Linked DNA regions of Mus musculus: all the other regions are linked to region 1. A link is a contact called in ENCODE POLR2A ChIA-PET data. All regions are on one chromosome and are shown on one strand. Each heading gives the region's core, a stretch centred on a gene start or an enhancer-like site at or near the end of the contact. The rest is flanking DNA. Distances are from core to core; before and after follow the strand shown. Region 1 holds the start of Mast3 (microtubule associated serine/threonine kinase 3). Region 2 holds the start of Pde4c (phosphodiesterase 4C, cAMP specific). Region 3 holds the start of Jund (jun D proto-oncogene). Region 4 holds the start of Rpl18a (ribosomal protein L18A). Region 5 holds the start of Lsm4 (LSM4 homolog, U6 small nuclear RNA and mRNA degradation associated).

Evidence for each region. ChIA-PET counts read pairs that join two places held with the same protein, here RNA polymerase II (POLR2A).
Region 2: POLR2A ChIA-PET joins it to region 1 with 13 read pairs in Patski. The contact joins the promoter of Pde4c here to the promoter of Mast3 in region 1. POLR2A ChIA-PET finds 5 or more read pairs at or near these places in 3 of 5 experiments (Patski and embryonic stem cell).
Region 3: POLR2A ChIA-PET joins it to region 1 with 48 read pairs in embryonic stem cell. The contact joins the promoter of Jund here to the promoter of Mast3 in region 1. POLR2A ChIA-PET finds 5 or more read pairs at or near these places in 4 of 5 experiments (Patski and embryonic stem cell).
Region 4: POLR2A ChIA-PET joins it to region 1 with 24 read pairs in embryonic stem cell. The contact joins the promoter of Rpl18a here to the promoter of Mast3 in region 1. POLR2A ChIA-PET finds 5 or more read pairs at or near these places in 4 of 5 experiments (Patski and embryonic stem cell).
Region 5: POLR2A ChIA-PET joins it to region 1 with 26 read pairs in embryonic stem cell. The contact joins the promoter of Lsm4 here to the promoter of Mast3 in region 1. POLR2A ChIA-PET finds 5 or more read pairs at or near these places in 3 of 5 experiments (Patski and embryonic stem cell).

The regions. Positions count from the first base shown.
Region 1 is chr8:70,791,012-70,793,711 of GRCm38, forward strand. It overlaps Mast3 (microtubule associated serine/threonine kinase 3), which reads right to left and starts at 1,422. Exons shown (of 26, transcript NM_199308.2): 1 at 1,215-1,422. The coding sequence starts at 1,303.
Region 2 is chr8:70,722,678-70,725,377 of GRCm38, forward strand. It overlaps Pde4c (phosphodiesterase 4C, cAMP specific), which reads left to right and starts at 1,387. Exons shown (of 17, transcript NM_001310465.1): 1 at 1,387-1,540; 2 at 1,838-1,890. The coding sequence starts at 1,849. It overlaps Gm34255 (a long non-coding RNA gene), which reads right to left and starts at 1,851. Exons shown (of 3, transcript XR_379077.3): 1 at 1,715-1,851; 2 at 594-957.
Region 3 is chr8:70,696,297-70,698,996 of GRCm38, forward strand. It overlaps Jund (jun D proto-oncogene), which reads left to right and starts at 1,443. Exons shown (of 1, transcript NM_010592.5): 1 at 1,443-2,700.
Region 4 is chr8:70,896,062-70,898,761 of GRCm38, forward strand. It overlaps Rpl18a (ribosomal protein L18A), which reads right to left and starts at 1,382. Exons shown (of 5, transcript NM_029751.4): 1 at 1,298-1,382; 2 at 72-251. The coding sequence starts at 1,315.
Region 5 is chr8:70,671,846-70,674,545 of GRCm38, forward strand. It overlaps Lsm4 (LSM4 homolog, U6 small nuclear RNA and mRNA degradation associated), which reads left to right and starts at 1,386. Exons shown (of 5, transcript NM_015816.4): 1 at 1,386-1,612. The coding sequence starts at 1,610.

The sequences.
Region 1 (2,700 bases), core at 172-2,671:
TACAGTCACCCAGCAACGGCGGCTCTGACTGAAGGCAAGGAGAGCAGCCCACACAGCCCTCCACCAACGCAGCTCTGTAAAAGTGTCAGGGAGGGAGCGACAGGAGGGGCCCTAAGGAGGCAGGGAGGGTTTTGGGTAACAGAAGGGCAGTTTGCAGGCCAAGATAGGAGGTGCCGCAGGCAGCAAAGGGCATAGGTTTTAGGGAGCTGAGCCCAGCCTGTCTGTTGCTGCAGGAGGCTCTGTTTTCCCCATCAGGACAACCAGAAGGTGCACAAAATCAACACACCCTGTGAAGCTGGCCTTGGGGGACCTATGCTCTAAGAGCCTGCCTACAGGAGGCCACGCCCCCAGAGTCAGCTAAGCCACAGGTGTGGACACAGTACAAACCAGCATTGAGCTGGGGGACCCACCAACTGTACCTGCTCTTCACACAGGGAAATCGGGGCTACCAGCTACCAAGAGGGTAAAGAATTGCCCCCTAGGCTGAAGTGTGGGTGCAGAAGCGGAACCCAAAGGGCCCTGCAAGACTTCCTGTCGCCCCCCCTCTGCACACGACACACACTGGCAGCCACATCCTCTCCCTGCCCTGCTGTCCCATGGTCCTGCACCGGTAGCCAATGAGACTGGTTGGTTCCTTTCCCTTATGCTTAGACAAGACCTTGAAAACAACCATATTGGACGCCTCAGAGAACCTGGATCATCTCACTTGAGCACACATTAAATGCCAACTGCTTACACTGTTCCTTGCTCTAAAAGGCCTGTAAGCCATGGTAGGCACCACACTATCTCAAGGCCCAGTCGAAGCTTTGGATCGAGCACTCAGGGTCCTTGCATCTCAGACTTTTCCCAACTATGCTAACCTAAATACAGAGAAACACAAGCACAGAGAGGTTGAAGAACTACCTGGAGTCACACCGCACGGTAAAAGCTATCTTACAATTAGAACCTGGGTCGACAGTTGAGGCACCATCTCTCTTGGCCTCTGTGCCTTGCAAAGGAGGACCTGGGCCGAGGAGAAGCATGCCTTCTTGGCTGTAGACCTGCCACCCACTCGTCAGTCTGGGCCATGAGTATTTGCATCTGCGCCAACATTTCCGCTGAGTGTCCAGAACAGACTGCTTCATTCTTCCCAAATTCATCGCTTTGCAAGGCCCGAGTCCCAAGTTCAAATACCGGCGTCCACAGCTAGACCCTGCGCCCCAAGCCGTCCCTACCTTTTGGAACGCTGTAGCAGCGCACCCTTGGCCAGGCGGCTGCGGTGCCCCGGGGCCGCGACCGCGGTCCAGTAGCTGGGGTCGGACATGCTGCCGCCCTCCGTCTGCCCGGGCCTCGGCCAGATCGGCCGGATTCGGCCTGAGCCCCGTAGAGCGGCCCAGTGGCCGCGGGCAACAAGGAGCGCGCGCGGTAGCAAGGAGGAAGCCCGGCTGGGAGCCCCGCCCAGTCACGGGGCGGAGCCTGAGGGGGCGTGGCGTCGTGATGGAGGAGGAAGGGGGGCGAGGCGTTGCTACAGTGCTAGGCGGGGCGTTGCTAGGGTCCCCAACTAAGGAGCTTTTGTTGCTACAGCTCTGCCGGAAGCGCTGGGATGGAGCGCAGTTAGAACCCGCCTGTCGGTGCCCAGCATTGCCAGGGCCTTGAGGGACAGCGCGGGGCGTTGCTAGGGCCCCGAGCAGATCGGCGCGGCGTAGTGGACGTTGCTAGGGCTCTGGGACTAACGTGAGCGTTGCTAGGCCCCCTAGCAGCACAGGCAGGGGTTTGCTAGGGTTCTGAGCATAGGGGGCGGGGTTACCTGGCCGTTGCTAGGGCTCTAGGTAGCAAGGGCGGGGCGTTGCTATGGACCTCAGCAACACAGGCAGGTTGTTGCTAGAGCTCTAAGCACCAGGAGAGGCACCCTGACAGGAGAGCGAGGCGTTGCTATGGACCTCAGCAGCCCAGGCAGGGCTTTGCTATGGTTCTGAGCATTGGGGGGGCGGGGCTACCTGGCCGTTGCTAGGGCACTGCGCGGTGAGGGCGGGGCGTCGCTAGGGCCACAACAAGCAGGTGGGGCGTTGCTAGGGCCTGGACGGCGGAGTAGAGCTTTGGCGGTGCTAGTAGTGCAGGCTGTGACGGGTCTGCCCTCTGACTTGGAGGTGTTAGCCCTGCCTGGCTCTTCCCCTTTCCTTCCCATCTGTATGATGTCTGCGATGAACGCAGTGTGCATGGCCACGAAAGCCATTACCAAAGGCGATAAGTCATATATACTACAAACCAAAGGAATATGTCCTTTTCCCCCAGGTCCTAGGTAGCCAGTGGTCATTCTGACAGCACCCGACTCCCTGGACTTTTAGACACCGGATCAGAGCCTTGCTCGGATTTGAAGCTCAGATCCTATATTTGGTGCAAGAAGATAGCTGGGGAAACTGAGGCACATGCACCCAGGTTTTCCCCAACTCATCCTTGTCAAGTCACTCTGAGACTCTGCCACGTCTCCTCCAGGCTCTTTGCCACGTCAGGCGTTTCCCATGCTGCTGGCTGCAGCACAAACCCATATCCAGTCATTTATTCACTTGATAAACATTTATTGAACACTTACAGTTTACCTGCCTCTGGGACATCTAGGGGTGACTTCAAGGTAGTCCTTGATCTCAGATAAGGAGACAGATGAAGAATGTCAAAGAGTAACTTCAAAGAAAGAGGGATATAGCTGTGCTGGCAGAATGCTTG
Region 2 (2,700 bases), core at 137-2,636, 68 kb before region 1:
TGAGTACCTCTTTGCCTTAATCCGGAGTCACACTGTTAACCCCGAGTCTGCTTTCAGGGGGGATGACAATCAGAGCATGTCATTTCAGGGTCAGAGGACAGGGCTGCTGTCCTCACCCCCCCCCCCCCCAGCCAGGACCTGTGTGACCCAGTGTCCTGGCAGGACAGAGGCCACTATCCAAGGAACTGGAAGACCTAACCTAACGGGAGGCAGCCTGGGGAAAGCTACAAATCCACATGACTTAAGAAGCCCACCCAGGGCCGGGCGTGGTAGCGCACTTGGGAGGCAGAGGCAGGTGGATTTCTGAGTTTGAGGCCAGCCTGGTCTACAAAGTAAGTTCCAGGACAGCCAGGGCTATACAGAGAAACCCTGTCTCAAAAAACAAACAAACAAACAAACAAAAAACAAAAAAACAAAAAAACAAGTGAGTTCCAGGACAGCCAGGGCTATACAGAGAAACCCTGTCTCGAAAAACCAAAAAACAAAAAAAAGCCCACCCAGAGCAAGTACCCAGGGCAAGTACTCAGGGCACGAAAAGGCCCTACAGTAGGAGAGGCATGGGCCTATTTCCTGATGAAGACATCGAGGCCTACCTGGCCGTGAAGTGAAGAGGGGTCTTCTGACTGCTGGAAGGATCTGAGTTTTCCAGCAATCTTCAAAACCTTGGGGCAGGAGGTACCAAGTGGGCTGTGCAGAGGTCACGGGGAGGAAGGAGCTGGCTGCCTCAGCTCCTCTCTGCACACCCTGCTCTCCACCACTCCCTCAGTGGCTCAGGCTCCAGTCTGGTAACCCTTCAGACAGCCGACTTTAGGGTGAGACAGGACCCACTCTTCAGTACAGGTGAGGGTGTCTCCCTCGTTGCTATGATGTTTGACAGCAGATTGAAGTGACCTCCACCCACAGCAGGTCACGCTCTGATGACCACTGGAGTAGGTGGTGAGAGGTCTCCTGGCCTGTCTGTGGGGGAGGGGTGTAGGGTGAAACATTAACTTGCTTCACAGCCACAGACTGGAGTGGCCTCAAGATCTCCTAGGCCCAGGCCACATTCCATCTTCCAGTCCCAGCTCCCTGGCTTTCCCACTTCTGACTGCAGCTCTAACTTGTGGGTAAGGTTTGACCAGAGAGTGTCATCAGCTGCCTGGACCAGCACAGCATAGCAGAACAGCTTTCCTAAAGCCTTGGGGTGCCTTGATTGGTACCCCAAAATACTAACGTAATGCCTCAGTCTCAGGCTATTTCTGTCCTCTGTCAGGTGTAAACACATTAACAAGTAAACCTTTGCCTGGCCACTCACCCCTCTCCTCCCCTCCCCCTCAGCCCTGTTTTGGTCACACACTTGGGCACACACACACACCTCCCTGCCCTTGTGGTCACTCTGCCCTTACCCCCTCCTCCAGTCCCGAGGGTGCCTCCTGGCTCGGGTCTAGTCTGGTGCTCAGTTAAAGAACCCAGCTGGGAGTGGGATAGGACCGTCTGTCCTCTGCTCCTGGGAGGTCACAGAGCACACTCACAGCGCAGGTCCCCACAGGAGCAGCTGGAAGTGAGTACCACACCTGTGTCAGTGTGAGAAGGCCTACCTCTCATGAAACTCGGCTCTCAGAAACCCCACAAAGCGCAAGAGTCCCTCCGGGCGCTGAACGGTTCTCCTAGGTGACCTGGACCCAGGATTCTAGTCCCTAGGGCTGGCCAGGGTAGGGAGCTTGGGCGGGAGTACCTGCAGCAGCCTCGCCAGGCAGCTGTGACTTCGCTGCCTTGCTGATGTGGCTCTGGGCTCTGGGGGCGTGGGGTGGCCCAGCAACTGGCTGGGACCTGGTCTCACTGATCCCTGTCATCACAGAAGCCTGCACCATGAGGCGGAGTGGCACGGCCCTGTCCTTCCTGTGGACTGAGGTGAGTAGGCCGGGACTGGGCTCAGTGCAGGAGCTGGGGACTGAGGTCCCTGCTCTGAAAAGGGACAATGAGGCTCCCTGAGCCCAGGGCCTGAATGCAAGATAAAAGTCATTTTAAAGATTTGTTTGTTTGTTTATTTACTTATGAGTACACTGTCGCTATCTTCAGACACACCAGGAAAGGATATTGAATCCCAGTACAGATGGTTGTAGGCCACCATGTGGTTGCTGAGAATTGAACTCAGGACCTCTGGAAGAGCAGCCACTGCTCTTAACCACTGAGCCATCTCTTCAGCCCTAAAAATATTTTTTATTATTTTCTGTATGGGGGTTTCCGCCTGAATGGTTTGTCTGTGTACCGCAGAGGTCAGGGCCCACTCAGGCTAGGAAAGGCCAATCCATGCCCTGAAACTGGAGTTACAGAACCCTGGTCTCCAGCTGCCATTGCTGGAATCACTGAGCCATCTCTCCAGACCCCTCTACCTTCATTTGTTTTAGATTTATGGTTCCTCTGTGTCTCTCTGTCTCTCTCTGCCTCTGTGTGTGTGTGTGAGAGAGAGAGAGAGAGAGACAGAGAGACAGAGAGACAGAGACAGAGAGATTTTTTTTCGATTTTTTTTCCTTTCAATGTGACAGGGTCTTACGTAGCCCAGGCTAGCCTCGAACTTTGACTGCAACCAAATATGACGTTCTAATCCCTATGCCTCCAGCTCCACCTCCTAAGCTCTGGAACCCAAAGTGAAGGGAGGGCTGTTGCCTGTTCTGTGTGCTGCTGGGGATGGAGCCCAGGGCTCTGTGCTAGGCAAGGAGG
Region 3 (2,700 bases), core at 193-2,692, 95 kb before region 1:
AAAAGTCAGTCAGGACAGGCCGCTCCCGCCTTTAATCCCAGCATTCGGGAGTCAGAGGCAGGAGGATCTTTGAGTTCGAGACTAACCTGGTCTACAGAGTGAGCTCCAGGACAGCCAGGGCTACACAGAGAAACCCTGTCTCGAAAAGCAACCAAAAATGTTCAGGTCTTACTATTTCTTTACATTTTCCATGCCACTACAAAATGCTCTCCTTGCCTGATAGGGAAAGTGAGTCTCAACAGAGGTAAAACTTAATTTGGTACGTAAACCTGTCCCCAGTCAGCTCAAACCACCGCCTCCAGAGCGCACGCCCGCCCATCCCCCACCCGCCAAGGCCAAGTCCCAAGGTCAGGGCGGAGCCTCGCGCGCTCCGCCAAGCTCCGTACGGCCCCGGGGAGAGGCAGGCCTGGCGCCGGGGGCTGGCTGGCGTTGGGCCAGCACTAGCTGGCTCAGTCGTTTGGCGGGGGGCGGGGGAGGGGGTGCTGGCTGGGATATGGCTCGCGAAGCGCAAACCCCACGTGTGTGGTGAGGGGAGAGTCCACTCTATCTTTCTGGATGGTCACTTGCCTACAAAAGGGGATAAAACCTGGGTGTGTGGCTCTCTGAGGCAACAACTGGTCAAGGCTCGGGCGGGGGTTTGGGGGGAGGGGGGAGAACCCTCTGAGGCCTCAATGGCCTGGGCGAAGGTCCTGAGGTGCAAAGGAGCTCCAATGGGGTACAGATTGGAGAGGAGTCACAGAGAAGGGATGAGACTCCTCTCTGGTCTTCTAAGGGTTGTGTTGAGTGTGCTGGGACTTGTTGCTCCCACCTCTTCCACCTCCGTTCCCAGCAAGCAGAAAAGCCTGCATCAGGCCTGGTGGCATACTGTACTAATTAAGAGGGTAATTACCAGTCCGGATTCTCATTTGCAGGCTCCACTCTGGGACCCACCTCAGGCTCTAGAAGAGTCAAGAGTAAAAACGTGTACTGCCATGGCTGTCCAGAGGCCTGGCACCCTAGTTCTGTCCTTGGGAGGACAAATGTGTGGTAAATGCCTGTCCTTACAGCACATAGAAGGCAGAAGGATCACTTCTCAAGTCTAGCCTGAGCTACAGAAAAATTCTGTCTCAAAACAAAGGCAAAAACAAAACAAAACAAAAAAAACCCCACAAGCTCACCCCAGAACTTCCATCAGCAGGAGCCCCAGGTCAACCTGGGTTACAGCTTTTGCATAGTGCCCTTTAACTCTAGCACTTAGCAGGTCCACATCTGTAAGTTCCCAGCCAGCCCCAGCTGGAAGGTGAGAGATCCTTGCTCAAAACACAAAGTAAAACTCAACAAACCCAAGACTCAAATCTCATGCTAAGATGAGGTGATGGGCACGTCTTTCACGTTGAGGCAGTGAAATCACCCTCAGTCTTGGTCAGCTAGGGTACAGGGTGTCCTAATAACTGAAACCGAAGCAAGGCACAATGGCATATATTAGTCATCCAGAAGCCTGAGGTGAGATTTTGGGGGGTTCGGGAGGTCATTCTGGGGTACAGAGTGAGATTCTGTTTCAAAACGTCCCAATCCAGGGCCATAGGGTAGGCTTAGAAAGTAAACGTGACTGCACCCAAGTCGGACAGCCAGAGTGCCACACCGGGGAGAACAGACTCCCAACTCTCCTCTGACCTTCCTGGACACACACACACACAAAGCACAGATACCTACACAGACAAACACAGATACACAACCACACAGACAAACACACCAGCATGTAAAATAAAAACCGAGATCTGTAGGCCGAGGTTAAGAGACTCAGGCCTGTTACTGCCACACTTGGGAATATGAAACAGGGGGACTGAAGTTAAGTTCATGAATAGCGGAGTCTAGAGGATGAGATCCTGTCTTGACCCAAAACAAAGATTAAAAAAATTTTTTTTCACCGAGATCAAGAAAAAAACCTACAACTGATGGCTACCCTGGCTGCAGTTGGACTCCACACATCCCATCCTCAGTTTCCCCAAGGAAAAGGCAGGAGGTCAGCTTTTAGGGCGTTCGACTCCACCCTGTGAAACTGACAAGGAGCTAAGTAGTTGTGGGGACTCTCCAAGGGACCCTCCTCTGCCTCCCCCTTCCTGCCCACACCTGCCAGCTCCCAGCCGGAGGAACCCTGGCCGGCGCCCGGCCCCCGAGGGGCGTGCCTTCGGTGGGCGTGACGCGGGGCGTGGCTTCACAGAGGGCCTGGGTTTATGAGGCTCCACACATCACGCCACAGAAGTGCCAGAGACAGGGGAGAGATAGACGCACAGATGAGGTCCAGTTTGAGAAACAGAGAGGCAAGATCTAGAGGGAAGTAAAGAGGGGAGGAAGAGAAAGGGAGGAGAGGCAAGAAACAGCAGGGTAGGGACAGAGCCTGCCCGGCAATCCAAGCTGGGCGTGGTGACCCGGCCAAACCGCGTTCAGCCCCACCCCCATGACGTCAACCCACAATGCAGCGCGTTGTTGTGCCATGTAGCGAGCGTCGCTCTTGGCAACAGCGGCCGCCACCAGGCGAGGGCGTCCCGCTCCCGCCCCTTTATGCAAATCAACGACGTCACCTCGCGCCAATGGCGAGCGGGGGCGGTGAGCTCATCGCGGGGGCCGAGGCTATAAGAGTGCGCGCGGGCGGCGCGGGGCAGAGCGGCCGGCATCGGAGCCGGTCTGTACGGGCAGCGGACTGGGGGGCATACGGGGCCC
Region 4 (2,700 bases), core at 132-2,631, 110 kb after region 1:
GGACATGAGGAGTGCTGCCCTGGCTCTGATGGTACCCAGCGACCGGCATCCTGTGGGGCCCCAGACCTCACCTGTCCGCAGTACACAATTTCCCCGGATGACTTCTTCATCTTCTTCAGCTGTGACACAAAGTACCAGAAGCGGGACTTGGCCACCACATGGTTGGGTGCAAAGATTCGCATACGGTACAGTGGTGGTGTGTGGCATTTTGGGGTTGGCAAGCAGCGCCCCACCACCTTGTACTCCCGAAGCTGAAAGACATGTCAGGAGAGAAAGTTGTCTATGTGGGGGAGGGGTGTGGAGGCAGAGCCGGCCTGAGATTCAGTCCTCCCACAGGCAGGGGTGTCCAAAGTGGGCTCATACACTCGAGCCCAGTGTGAGGCAAGTCAGAAGGCTTGTGCTCCGCTACGAAGCTGCCTCAGGGTCTACATGTGGCAGGCTGCTCTGCTCTCCCTGAAACTCCAGGCCAAGATGGCAAAGGTGGCTCACGTCTTTAATCCCAGAGCAGGAAAAAGGCCATTTGTTCTACAGAGAAACTGTCTCTGGATTGGGACTAATTGACGATTCCAGACTAGCTTTTCACCAAGAGTCCGAAGGATTGTGTCCAACACACCGGGGCCAGTATGAGATCCGGCACCCTAGGCTACCGTCAGCCAGCCTTTAGAACTAGCTAAGGATGATTCTAGCGACGCTCTGCTTCGATTTCAAGTGCCGAGATAAGTGGCAGCAGGCTCGGTGTAGCCAGCGCTGGGGACAGGCCGCAAGCTTACCAAATGCTCTCTAAACCTAAGGCGGGCCGCGTGTCCACTCCAGTCTAAATAGACCAGGTTAGCTTTAAACCTCATAAGAGACTAAAACAAGCCAGCCGGGCGTGGTGTCACACGCCTTTAATCCCAGCACTCAGGAGGCAGAGGCAGGCGGATTTCTGAGTTCGAGGCCAGCTTGGTCTACAGAGTGAGTTCCAGGACAGCCAGGGCTACAGAGAAAACCCTGTCTCGAAGGAAAAAAAGACTAAAAGAACCACGGGGCTAGATTTGGCAACGAAAAGGAGTGTAACGCTGATATACACGAAAAGGCGGAGGGCCTTCCGGTGCACCCCGATCTAACCCGCTCCGTCCTCGGCCGCCCAGCACGCGGCGGCCGCCATGTTGGCCGCAAGGAGGCTGTGGGCGAGGAGAGCTGCCCGTAACCGCTGAGGGACCCTCGCGACGAACGCACCACCACCCCGGAGGACACAGCCAACCCGAGCGGCCCTGCCGCCAACGCCGCACCTTTTGCCCCGCCGCGGCCTCCTTACCGTGCCCGAGGCCTTCATGGCACTGCGCACTCGTTCACCGCCAGTCACAAAAGGAAGTGTTGTCTTTCGCGCAGGCTCTCACCATGGTCTCTGACGGAAGTCCCGCCCTCCTGATGCGGTGCTTCCATTGGGTACAGCTAGTAGCGGTCTAAGTTCTTGGCTTTTTTATTGGGTACCGATCAGCTACGTATAAGTCCCGCCTCTCTTCACGGAGACTACAGTTCCCAGAGAGCAGCGCGACGGGCCTTTGCAAGTTTCTCCCGGGACGCCCCATCGTCGTGCGCGAGGGATCCTGGGAGTCTACGCGTAATCGTGGTTCCTAGTTAGATTCCGGATTTTTAGTTCTCTCTGTCTCTCTCTTTTTTCATCTTTTTCTTCCCACTTTCTACATCATCCTTCTGTGTATCTACCCATCTATGACCCATCATCCATCTTTTTTATTTGCTTGCACCACCTTCGTGTCTGGTGCCTCGGAGGCCCGCAGAGGGCGTCAGTTCCTCAGTGCTGGAGTTAAAAGTTGTGAGGTGAATGCTGGGAATCGATCCCTGTATGTGCTCTTAGCTACTGCTGTTCTCTCTCCAGCCCCATCTATCTTTTTCTCTGTCATTAGTTTGGTTTGTTTGTTTGTTTTTTACTGTTTATTGAGATAATGTAGCCCAAACTAGCCTGTAACTCACTGTAATTCTCCTGCCTCTTCCTAGTTCTTGGGATGCTGGAGTGTGCCACCTGCCAGCCCACGTAACTATTTTCTTTATAGAATTGTATCAGAGCTGTGTCACTCTGTCTTAACTTTGTCATTTTCCTGGCCAGGTCCTGTACCTGAAGGCGACAATATCCGCCGTGTGTTTCCGCTAATGGCCACTAGGTGGCGAGCGCGTTTTTTGGCTCAGCCGCAACGCAATGCAATGCTGGGATGTGTGCTTCTAGGTCCCCCATTTCCATTGTGCTCAGGCGCATTCAAGTGTGATCCCTCAGTTTCCCCAGCCGCATTAACACTCCCCGTCCCATAAGATAGTTGTAAGATTTAGAAATTGGGCGTGGTGTTGCATGCCTGAGGTCTTACAAATGGGAGAGTGAGCCAGGAGGCTCAGGAAAGATGGCCTTGGCTACACAGAAAGATCTCATCTTACAGCCTTCCCACCCCAAAATAAACAGCTTAATAACATGTCGGTGTGCAATGGGCAGGCTAGGACACAGTCCACCTCTGCTGGAACACATTGCTCCAACCTGTGTTCTGGAGGCTGCTGAAGTGGGGTAGATACATTCTGTAAGATGCAGGACAGATGCTGGGGTGCAAGCTGTGCCCTGAGAGGGCACAGGGAAAGGAATGGAGAAACAGCTGTGTGAGGAAAAAGTTGGTATCCACAGGCCCAGCCTTAACCTTGGTCTGGGCTTTGATGTAA
Region 5 (2,700 bases), core at 136-2,635, 120 kb before region 1:
AGGATCCCAACAAGTGAACTCATCGCTAACATTCTGTACCAGGGCCTTTCAGCAGCTTGGTCAAACAGCTGTCCTGCTTGGGACAGCTCAGGGTGGAGCTCTGATTCCATAACCAGTAGCCAAAGAAAATAAAAATAAATAGAAGGGCTAGGAGATGGCTCCATGGGTAAAAATGCTTCCTGATGAGAAGGCTAGGCTGACTTCATGACAAGCTTCAAACTGGCAGTTAAGGAGAGGTGGCCTAAATCTGTTTCCAAGAACTGGCCAATTCCAGACAAGTCCAGGCCTCAGAAGCTGCCCCACCACCTGGCCTGAGGCAAGGACAATGGGTAAGCAACAGTTTCCAGACCTCCCCAGTAAGTTTCCAGCCCCCGCAGCCCTGCCATGGAACGTCCATAGAGATGGACCTCACAGATTAACATAGAGGTCACCTGCCCCGGAATTTCCTAATGTGCTTTAAATCAAACCTCCAAGTTAACATGGGTGTCTATTTTGGTAATTCGAGACTCCAGCATGCTCAACTTCTGCATAATAAGACACTCTTTGAGTTTTCATACTATTTGAGTCCGGAATATCATTCTTTGGCACCCCTACTGGGCAAGCATGAGAACCTGAATTTGTAGCTCAAGAAGACACATTAAACCATGGTGGTGCACACCTGCAATCCCAGCACTCACTAGGATCTCTGGAAGGTCGATACCAGCCTGGTCTACATTGTGTGTTCAAGGCCAGCTAGGGATGTACAGAGAAACACTATGTTCCTCCCAAAATGATAATGATTTTTTTTAAAGCAAGGATTAAAGCTTGATGGCCCACAGTGGCCATCCAGCAGTGGAGAAGCCGAGTCGGGGTCTAATGCAAGTTCATGATCGGCTAGCTTCAGCTGCCACAGAAGCCCATCTCAAAACAGGAAAATCCCAGAGATTTGTTTTCACTTCCTGTCGCCAGGGAACGCCAGACCTGCCGTTCGTGTTCAAAGATTCTATTTGAGTTGGTAAAGACAAAGAGATCCATAAGGGCAAGAATGGAAGGCTAGAGCTGGGCAGTGGTGGCGCACGCCTTTAATCCCAGCACTTGGTGGGCAGAGGCAGGCGGATTTCTGAGTTCGAGGCCAGCCTGGTCTAGAGTGAGTTCCAGGAACAGCCAGAGCTACACAGAGAAGCAATGTCTCGAAAACAAAACAAAACAAAACAAAGAATGAAAGGCTAGGAGCGCAAAATAGGCACCGCGCGACTCGCATGCATTAGCCAGCTTCGCCCACAGTGTGGCGCCGAATTAGGCGCCGAACCAGATCCAGGAGAGCACCTCTGCGCAGGCGCCCTTTCCCAACATACACCCCGTAGTGGGCGTAACTTGTGCTGCGGCCTTTTGCGTCGTTCTAGTGTCGCACTTTACGGCTACCTCTCAATCCCACCGTAGAAATACGGTGAGGCCGTCCGTCTTGTTCCGTAGGTACCGCCCTAGCCCGTCCCGATTGGATAGATGTCCGTTGAGCTGCTCGCTGATTGGTCATAGTTTCTGCCAGTCTTTTTCAGTCTGGGGCGCGCGGTGGGCCGCCGGTGGGAGCGCGTGTGTCTGTGCCGCGGCGGAAGTTATCGCTGCAGGGAAGATGGTGAGGGCCGCGAGGCGGAGGGGCGCGCGCAGGGTCTTCGGGCTGCTGAGAGATGGGGGAAACTGAGGCCGGAGTGACCGGTGTCCCTCCAGGGCCCCAGACGGTCACCGTTGGGGATTTATCTCTTGATGGACACGGTTTTTGCGACCGGAAGAGGGACTATGATCGTTTCCGGGGCTTGTCACCGTCATTGATAGGAAAGCTGCGTTTCCGGGAAATGGGCGGGCTTAATGGCTCACGTGGGCTTCGTTGCCCTCTTGATGCTTATCTGGTGTCTGACCTCAGCTGCCCACGCCTTTGGCTGGAAATCCAGCTCAGAGAGCGGGTTGATTCTCTCCCTGGGACACACAGCATGTCTTGCTCAGGAAGAAAGGATTTTTTTTTTCTCCTAGTTTAGGCTCAGGCCTCCTCAGTTTGGGGACTCTTAGACCTGGCATAAACAAGTAAAGGAGGCCAGGTTTCCCCCTGCTCTGTCGAGGGGCGCGTTGGCCTAAGTGAGGAGAGCCACATATTCCCATCTCCCCAGTTCTTGATGGTAGGATATTTGGTTTGTTTTTTGGTTAGGCTTTCTGATCTGAACTGACATAATCCAGGCTAACCTCAAACTCCTGATCCTCTTGCTTCAGTCACTGGAGTATGGAAAGGACACGTGTATACTCCACATTTGAGTCAGGATGTGAGGCAGGGTCTCATATAGCCCAGGCTGCCTTTGAACTCCATTTGTATACATGCATCACTGTGAACTCCTGACCCTGCCTTTACTCCAGAATGACCCTGGGTTTTGTGGTGCAGGAACTCTAGGCCTAACACATGCTAGGTAAGCACTCCCCACTGGGTGTACCCTGAGCCTTCCTGAAGGGATGGCCAGGTGCGTCCAGGACTGGACACCCACCTCATGCAGGTGCGCACAGACACTCCCATATCTCTGCGGTCAGGCTGGTACAGGAGTGTCCCAGCTGAACATTCCTGAACTCAGAGCCCTAGACTTGGTTCTTTAGCTATCTCATCTACACACTGGATCCCAGAGAGTCTGGATGATGGCTGAGAAGGAATTTCCCTTCCTGGAACTGGCTCCTCTAATGGGAGGT